Linked DNA regions of Homo sapiens: region 2 is linked to region 1. A link is a contact called in ENCODE Hi-C data. All regions are on one chromosome and are shown on one strand. Each heading gives the region's core, a stretch centred on a gene start or an enhancer-like site at or near the end of the contact. The rest is flanking DNA. Distances are from core to core; before and after follow the strand shown. Region 1 holds the start of KRTAP15-1 (keratin associated protein 15-1). Region 2 holds the start of KRTAP21-3 (keratin associated protein 21-3).

Region 1 (4,494 bases), core at 782-3,281:
ATTGCTTATATAGGAATGGATGACATTAAAACAAGAAAGCAACTTCAATTTAGGCGGGCTAAATATTTGTGTGGCTATTTTGATATTCAATATTTTATTGACAAACACAACAGGAAGATTTGGAATCTACTAGAATGCTTTTTGGCTATTAATAATTGAGAAGCCTAATAAATAAGAATTGTTTATTCCAGAAACACAGAACAAACTATGTTACTTAATAAATGAAACATGATTGGAGATCAATTTGTCTCCTCAAAAGTTTAGACTTATAAAGTCTACAATTTGGAAGGAAGTTGAGCAATTATCTCCAGCCTCCTGTCAGATTGGAATTCCACTTACAACATCCTAATTAGATTTTCCCAGGGCCCTCAGTATGGAAATATCATTAATTGCAAGAGCAACTCATTTTAGATTTTTAGCTGAATCTTCCCCTAAAACTTTTACCTAGTAATCCTGATTCTTCATAGAAGGGAGTCTCAGTTCACTTCCATTGTAGAATACATCAGTTCTGAAGATGGATGTCTTAAGAGGTTTGCCCATTCCCACAGGTTAAGGCATTTCCTGCATCCGTGCCATATATCTATTTACAGTTTGCTCTGATGAACTTTCTGAGCGAATCCAGAAAAATCCTCATTACTCTAGTACTCTAGGCAGAATATATATGTCAGCTGATACATCAGAGGTCACAAAGGCATTCACTCTCAATTACACATTATCATCATGTATCCTTCCCACCCCTTTATTTCAATTTATAAAGTCATTTGTTACTATGAATTCTTTACATATTTTATCTTTCTGTGAATACTACATGGGATAGACATTTCCCTCATTTCTTGCTTTTCTTTTCCCTCTCTGGTAAAAATGTCACCCTCTGAGAGAAAAGAAAGGAAAAGATTAACGATTTACATTTTACTTATAGTGCTTATTATTTTCCTCTCAGTAACATCAACATGACCAAAAATTACTTATACCTTATGGGGATAAACGGTTTTTTATAATCAAACTTATTGATGACTTCTATGAAGAAGCAAATCAACCTTTGAGTAAGGGATTTCTTTAGTAGTTTTACAATGTAAACTTCAAAGCACTTGTTCAAAAATTTCACCCTTCATTCTTAACTCTTCATGTGCACAAGAGTGACTTAGCTACTTGTGTTATAAGAAATCTAAACTTAAATATGTTAGGCACTCATTTAGCATGTCTACCAAATAAGGATTGTTATTGGGTTATTTCTTCTAATGGTTCAAAGAATTGAAAGAAGGAATAGATATTGAAATTTTTTTTCTGTTCTCAATTGAATTTATAAAATTGGAGCAAGATCAAAGTCCCTTCCAGATTACAAGGTATTTTTCAGATCTTTACAAATACCAGAACTCTCAGTGTCTTAGCCGTTTGATCCAATTTCTAGAAGGACAGGATGAATGAAGCATCAAGTTTTTTTCTTTGTTTTTTTGTTTCTTTGTTTGTTTGTTTGTTTTGGAGATGGAATCTTGCTCTGTCTCCCAGGCTGGAGTGCAGTGGTACGATCTCGGCTCACTGCAAACTCCGCCTCCCGGGTTCAAGCAATTCTCCTGCCTCAGCCTCCTGAGTAGCTGGGATTACAGCCGCCCACCACCATGCCCGGCTAATTTTTGTATTTTTAGTAGAGACGGAGTTTCACCATGTTGGTCAGGCTGGTCTGGAACTCCTGACCTCGTGATATGCCTGCCTCAGCCTCCCAAAGTGCTGGAATTACAAGTGTGAGCCTCCGCGCCCGACCCTTTGAAGCATCAGTCTTATAGGTACAATTATGGTGGTTTTCATTCTACCTAAGCAAGATGAATGAGAAATGGCATTTTTGTTTCATGAACAATTGCTTTGAAAAACTAATGAAATTCTTTCATGTAGAAGTCTACGTTCATAAATAAAATTCTTTGAGTGTTAATATATTTCATTTTGACTGCAGCCTAATTAAGTGTTCTCATTAGAATGGGCACTTGTGACTACACCTATTGCTAGAGTATGTCAGTGTCCAGTATAGAAGGTAACATTCACACACACACGCTCCTCACTGCAAATCACCTGAGCTCAGAACTCCTGTTAACATGTCTTACAACTGCAGCTCTGGAAACTTCTCCTCCTGCTGTTTTGGAAGTTACCTGAGGTATCCAGTTTCCACTTATAATTTGTTCTACCCCAGCAATGCCATCTATTCTCCAAATACCTGCCAACTGGGCTCCTCTCTCTACAATGGCTGTCAGGAGACCTACTGTGAGCCCACCAGCTGCCAGACATCCTGCACTTTGGCCAGATCCTATCAGACATCCTGTTACTGCCCAAAGAATTCCATCTTCTGCAGTCCCCGCCAGACTAACTACATAAGATCCCTTGGATGTGGAAACACTGGCCTTGGATCTCTTGGTTGTGGAAGCACTGGCTTCCAATCTCTGGACTGTGGGTCCAGCTTCTACCACCCAACTACCTTTTCATCCAGGAATTTCCAGGCAACTTGTTACTAACCAGCCTTTGGGTCTCGCCTTTTTGGATCATCTTACTGAATATTCTCCATTCTCTCATGATTATTTCTGTACTCTATGGAACTGCAACACTCAGCCTGTCCAATATCTGTGATTGTTGACCATCTACATCAGTAGGACTCAGCATCCTAGCCCTCTTGGAAGTATATGATTGAACACGGACAAATTAATCTTGACCTAGGACCCTTCCTAAATCTGACAGGAGATATATCTTGAATTTCAATTTTTGTGCCAATGCTCAGGATCATTTCTGTTATCATCTTTCTAAAATCCTTCTCTCATTATTTTCCCAGAACTCTTCCACTCAAATATATTTCAAATAGTTACAATATTTTAAATAAGCTTATTTCTTTGGCATGAATTCTGGCATTCCATTTTATTTTGTTAATACAATACACTTAGGCTGGGCATGATGGCTCACACCTGTAATCCCAGCACTTTGGGAGACTGAGGCTGGCGGATCACTTTAGGTCAAGAGTTTGAGGCCATCCTGGCCAACACAGTGAAAACCCATTTCTACTAAAAATACAAAAATTAGCAAGGCCTGGTGTGCACCTATAATCCCAGCTACTCAGGAGGCTGAGGCAGGCGAATCACTTGAATCTGAGAGACGGAGGTTGTAGTCAGCTGAGATCATGCCACTACACTCCAGCCTGGGCAACAAAGTGGGACTCTGTGTCAAAAAATAAATAAATAAATAAGTAAAAATGATACATTTAGTGAATTCATCCCATATCTTCAACTGTCTTCCTTAGGTACACTTTTTGTTTGTTTCATATGTTTTATTGATATTTTGTTGAATAGAAAACAAAGTGCAAAGAAAATTTAAATATATAACCTATCACATGTTTTAAGAGATTTAAATCCCCTCATAAGTGCATTTTTTATATATTTGCTTCAGAAAATTTTGTTTTAGTCTTTCATTGAAAAAAAATTTATTGAGGTCCTATTATATACCAAGCATTACGCTGAACAAAGACACAAATTCTCTGCTTCAGGAAGTTCCCACAAATACAATTATAACTTATATGGCAAATGGAATAATGGGGTGAAGACAAGATTCAGTGGGAACACAAAGAAGAACTTCAAAAACACTCAGAGAAAATAATATAAACCCATTATTGAAAATAGAGTAAATAAGTTACACTTAATTTTAGAATAACAAATCTTACTGATCTATTGTGTCCATTGCAGTCCCTTGAAAAGCAGCTGCCAAATGGGATTAAACATAAAAAAGATTTATTGGTGAAAATGCCAGTGATAGATAATGGGGAGGTAGTTGGAGAGGTCTGGGAGAGCCATACTACTGTGGAGTATGTCTAGCCTCAGTGAAGGACAGAGGGAACTAAGTTTGGTCTAGAAGAAACTTCTTTAAGAAACTCCCCATCGGGCGTGGTGGCTCATGCCTGTGATCCCAGCGCTTTGGGAGGCCGAGGCGGGTGGATCGCGAGGTCAGGAGATCGAGACCACCCTGGCTAACACGGTGAAACCCCGTCTCTACTAAAAATACAAAAAATTAGCCGGGCCTGGTGGCGGGTGCCTGTAGTCCCAGCTACTCGGGAGGCTGAGGCAGGAGAATGGCGTGAACCCGGGAGGCAGAGCTTGCAGTGAGCCAAGACAGTGCCACTGCACTCCGGCCTGGGCGACAGAGCGAGACTCCGTCTCAAAAAAAAAAAAAGAAAAGAAAAGAAAAGATAAGAAAAAAAAAGAAACTCCTTTAGGGCAATTCTAAGAAAGTTTTGGCAAGTCACCCATCAAAGGAGCCTTACATATCACCAAAATGGGCCTGCCTTAGCATCCTTGCCAAGAGTATTTACTAACAAGAATGGATGACAGCACAACCTTGGCACAGAAGTGATGGTAGATTCAAAGACCAACTGCTGTAGCTGTCAATCAGTCAGTAATGCTCCCTGAAGCAGAAGATTTAAGAGGTACATTTGCATAGCTTCCATCTTCATGATATTTATTCTGATCCTAA
Region 2 (3,950 bases), core at 987-3,486, 280 kb after region 1:
AGGCAGAGGCAGGCAGATCACTAAAAGTCAGGAGTTCGAGACCACCCTGGCCAAACATGGGGAAACTGTCTCTAACAAAAATACAAAAATTAGCCTGGCATGGTGGCAGGTGCCTGTAATCCCAGCTACTCAGGAGGCTGAGGCAGGAGAATTGCTTGAACCCGAGAGGCAGAGGTTGCAGTGAGCGGAGATCACACCACTGCACTCCAGCCTGGGTGACAGAGCAAGACTCTGTCTCAGAAAGAGAAAAAAAAAAAAAAAAAAAGTAAGAGCTAAATAAAAACAGGGAAATCCTTAGAGTTCGGTTGCTCTAGTAATTTTTATGTACTCCATGAATTCCAACAAAAGCATGAGACCAAAAAAAAAAAAAAAAAAGGAAAGAATAATAAAATCAGATGACTTAATTTGGAGGCTGCTACCTCTCAAAAGTTAGCATAGATGAAGCATTACATTGTTTGCTGCAAAACAACATACATAAGGAGTCATTTGCCAACAAAAACAAAATCCTATTATTACGTATCATGCTACATGCTAAGTATACTATCTCATTAACTATGGCAACAGTCCTCTGACATCAGTGTTTATAACCTTTTTGTTTGAATGGAAGAGGAGACTTATGAAATATGAAGATTAAGAAGTTTTCTGACACATGCACAGCTAGGAATGGGAACATTGGCATCTAATGTCACTCTCTGTTGCCCCAAAGCCTGTGCTTTTTAAGAAAGAGAAATGTTGTGACTACACTTTGCCATAGAGGAGAATTGTTTGATATCCCCATATAAATAGTCCTAGACTCACTTTATCATACATAGCAGTCTCATAGAGCAATTCCTTCGCCACCACAGGAATGGAGTCAGGAATTTTTTTTTTTTTTAGATGAGTCTCACTCTGTCACCGGGCTTTCTTAAATAATTTTATAATTATGTAACAAATATAACTGAAGAAAAAAACAACTGATTTTTGACTTTGATTTTGAGAGAGAGAAAGATATGAGGAGAAGTAGAAGGAGGAGGAGAAGGGAGAAGAGGAGGAAGAGGAGAAGTAGATGCAAGGTGATGAACAGGGAAATAGTGTAAGAATGTCATTTCTATTTCAAGTGGAATGTTAGGCAAAGTCTCCTAAGGAGTTCATATTAACCAGAATCCCAAAAAAAGTGACAGAACTGTCTATGAGAATGTTTGAGAAAAGGCCGACGGAATTAGAATTAGAATCATTGTGTTCGTGTGTGTGTGTGTGTGTGTGTGTGTGTAGCCAAGGCGGGTGGATTATAAGGTCAGGAGTTCGAGACCAGCCTGGCCAACATGGTGAAACCCCGTCTCTACTAAAAATACAAAAATTAGCCAGGCGCGGTGGCGGGTGCCTCAATCCCAGCTACTTGGGAGGCTGAAGCAGGAGAATCACTTGAACCTGGGAGGCGGAGGTTGCAGTGAGCCAAGATCGCGCCACTGCACTCCAGCCTGGGTGACAGAGCGAGACTCCATCTCGAAAAAAAAAAAAAATGTTTCAGTGATTCTCTCTCCTCCTCCCTTTTCTTTGGCTGATAATAATCTACTATTCTACACTAAGGATGATATCATTCCACTTCCTTTCTTCATTTTGTATATTTAGAAGTATATCTAATTAACAGGTACATATTTATTTAATATTAAATATGTGGTGGATACTGACAATTAAATAACTCAAGTTTTATGTAGAGTAGAAAAGATAAAGAGAAAAAGAGTTATTGAAAGTTAAGAAGAAATTTCTAAGAAGCTAAGGATCAACTAATCTACATAGTGGTCTGGCTTTCAAGGGGGTAAAACATGCCCCAAATTGGTGTTGACTCACACACGCACACAAAGAGCATTTTATATTTTTCAAAATTTCAAAATAGTCATATTTTCCATCTCTCAGTGAAACCACATTATGTCTATGACTAACAGGTACTTTGAAGACAAATGGAGTTTTCACCAGATGAGTCATTTTTCTCTAACGGAGAACTATCAGGATTGAAGGTGATTAAAGCAGAACAGATCTTTGAGAAACTAAATAAGAAACAATGCTCAATGGCATTTCTTAGAAGCAAAAAATATCAGATCATCTATAACAGAATATTTATTTTCATAACAACCATAATAACCGTTACAGCCACAGTGGGTGCTGTGTATACAGCCATACCCACAACCATAGCAAGAGCCAAATCCACAGCTCCCACACACACTTTTGTAATTGAAATACATAGTGTCAGGAGATGAGAATTCAGCCAGGTAACAGCATTTCTGGAGTTTGGAACCCTTGGGATCTTTCTATATAATAAGAGGTCTGCAAAGTGTGTGCCATCCCTACTTTGCCTTCTCATTCCCACAAGAATTTATATTTAACAAGCTTGTTGTTGTTTTATTCTGTGTCCTAAGAAAGCCTCTCATTTTAGACCTTCATTTAATTCCTGCAAGTTAATCATAGACTGTAAAAAGTAATTTGTACACTCTGTATACATGTTCTCAGTGAGCCCCAAATGTACACTCCACAAATATCATGATGCTAAATCTTGCAGGGAAGTACTTCCCTCAGCTCTAACCCAAAACATTGAGAATCCCCATCCCCAGCCTCCTAGAGAAAGGAAGGGGCTTAGTGATTCCTACCTTTTCAGGTGCCACCAGTATTACCATCCAATCCACAACTGTACTACTCAGGAGAGGATAGGCATAGGAAGGCTAAATTGAGAAACATGCGTTCAATTCTATAATATTAGAATTTATTGAGAACTTTCCTAAAAAACAGAACATGACAGTAGGCACTGCTGAAAATAACATAAAAATAAAAATGAAAAACATAAATAAGACCAAGAACAGACCTTCAATGAACTCCCAGCTTAGTAAGGAAGAGAAACATTTACACAAAAAAAGTCTCAGATTGATGCGGTTAGAGAAAAAGGAAAGAGAAATCCTATGAAATAGACCTCAAAACAATCCAGACCAGGTCCACTTAGGGCCTTCATCCATGCTGGGCTTTCACCTGCAGTTTTTACAATTTAACACCCATATCTATGACTCATTCCCTCATTGCCATCAGAGTGTGTTCAAATGTCACTCAAGGAGGCCCTCCCTGAACAGTATTATTTATAGCTAGCACCCTCCCACAGATATATCTTTATTCTCTACTTAGCATTTATCAAGCCATTTATCACCATATGATAGACTTGCATTTTACTAATTTTGTTGACTGTTTTTCTCACTGGAATATAGGATATCTGTGAAGGCAGGAATTTCTTTTTTTCTTTAGGGAATAAAATAGATTTTAAAAAAGTATAATAAACTGGGGCCAAATAATAAAGAGCTTTGAATATTAAGGTAAAAAGTGTGGAATTCATTCTAAAGGTAATGGAGAACCAGAGAAGATTTTGAGCAAATTAATGGCATAATCAGCTCAATATTTTGAGATACAGAAATCACAACCATTTATCCAGTGTACTTAGTAATGTCCTATTTCTTCGAAACCATTATTTGCTAAATTATTCTCTTGAGCAAAGATCTTTCCTTGAGCACTAGCCATGGTTGCATTGAATTTGTGGCATTTTATTTTCCAATTATGTTTCCAGGAACACTAGGACTGGGAGGTATTAAAATGTATTCCAAGAAATAGAGTTTCCAAGATTTTAAAATGTGCTATCAAACACTATAAAATAAAAACACCTTCAGAGTATTCACAATTTACATATGCGCTGTAAGTTTTACTTGCACCTAAATGCCAGGTATTGTAGTAGGAGTACAAACTGGAACGCCATGATAGCATTTTAATTATCCTTAGGAGGACAACTGTGTAAAGAAAACCAGCTTGACATTCTTCAATAAACTAACATATTTGTGTAACAAAATAACTTTTTAAGTTGAGAAATAACTTTTAAGTTCTTTTGAAAGTTATCGTCTTAGAGTATATGTTCAAATATGAAAATCTTATGAGTGTTCAAGTTT

The links. A loop is a pair of places that touch in the nucleus more often than their neighbours do. Pooled maps may share reads with other maps.
Region 2: a map of left cardiac atrium shows a loop between it and region 1 (2.9-fold over the local background). The contact joins the promoter of KRTAP21-3 here to the promoter of KRTAP15-1 in region 1. A Hi-C loop is called at or near these places in 28 of 168 maps with a recorded cell type or tissue (PC-3, Right ventricle myocardium inferior, Right ventricle myocardium superior and 9 more) and 13 of 50 pooled maps.

The regions. Positions count from the first base shown.
Region 1 is chr21:30,438,244-30,442,737 of GRCh38, forward strand. KRTAP15-1 (keratin associated protein 15-1) reads left to right here and starts at 2,032. Exons shown (of 1, transcript NM_181623.3): 1 at 2,032-2,626. The coding sequence starts at 2,085. The coding sequence ends at 2,498. The region is part of intron 3 of LOC105372772 (a long non-coding RNA gene); the gene reads right to left.
Region 2 is chr21:30,716,541-30,720,490 of GRCh38, forward strand. It overlaps KRTAP21-3 (keratin associated protein 21-3), which reads right to left and starts at 2,237. Exons shown (of 1, transcript NM_001164435.1): 1 at 1,985-2,237. The coding sequence starts at 2,219. The coding sequence ends at 2,043. The region is part of intron 2 of LOC105372773 (a long non-coding RNA gene); the gene reads right to left.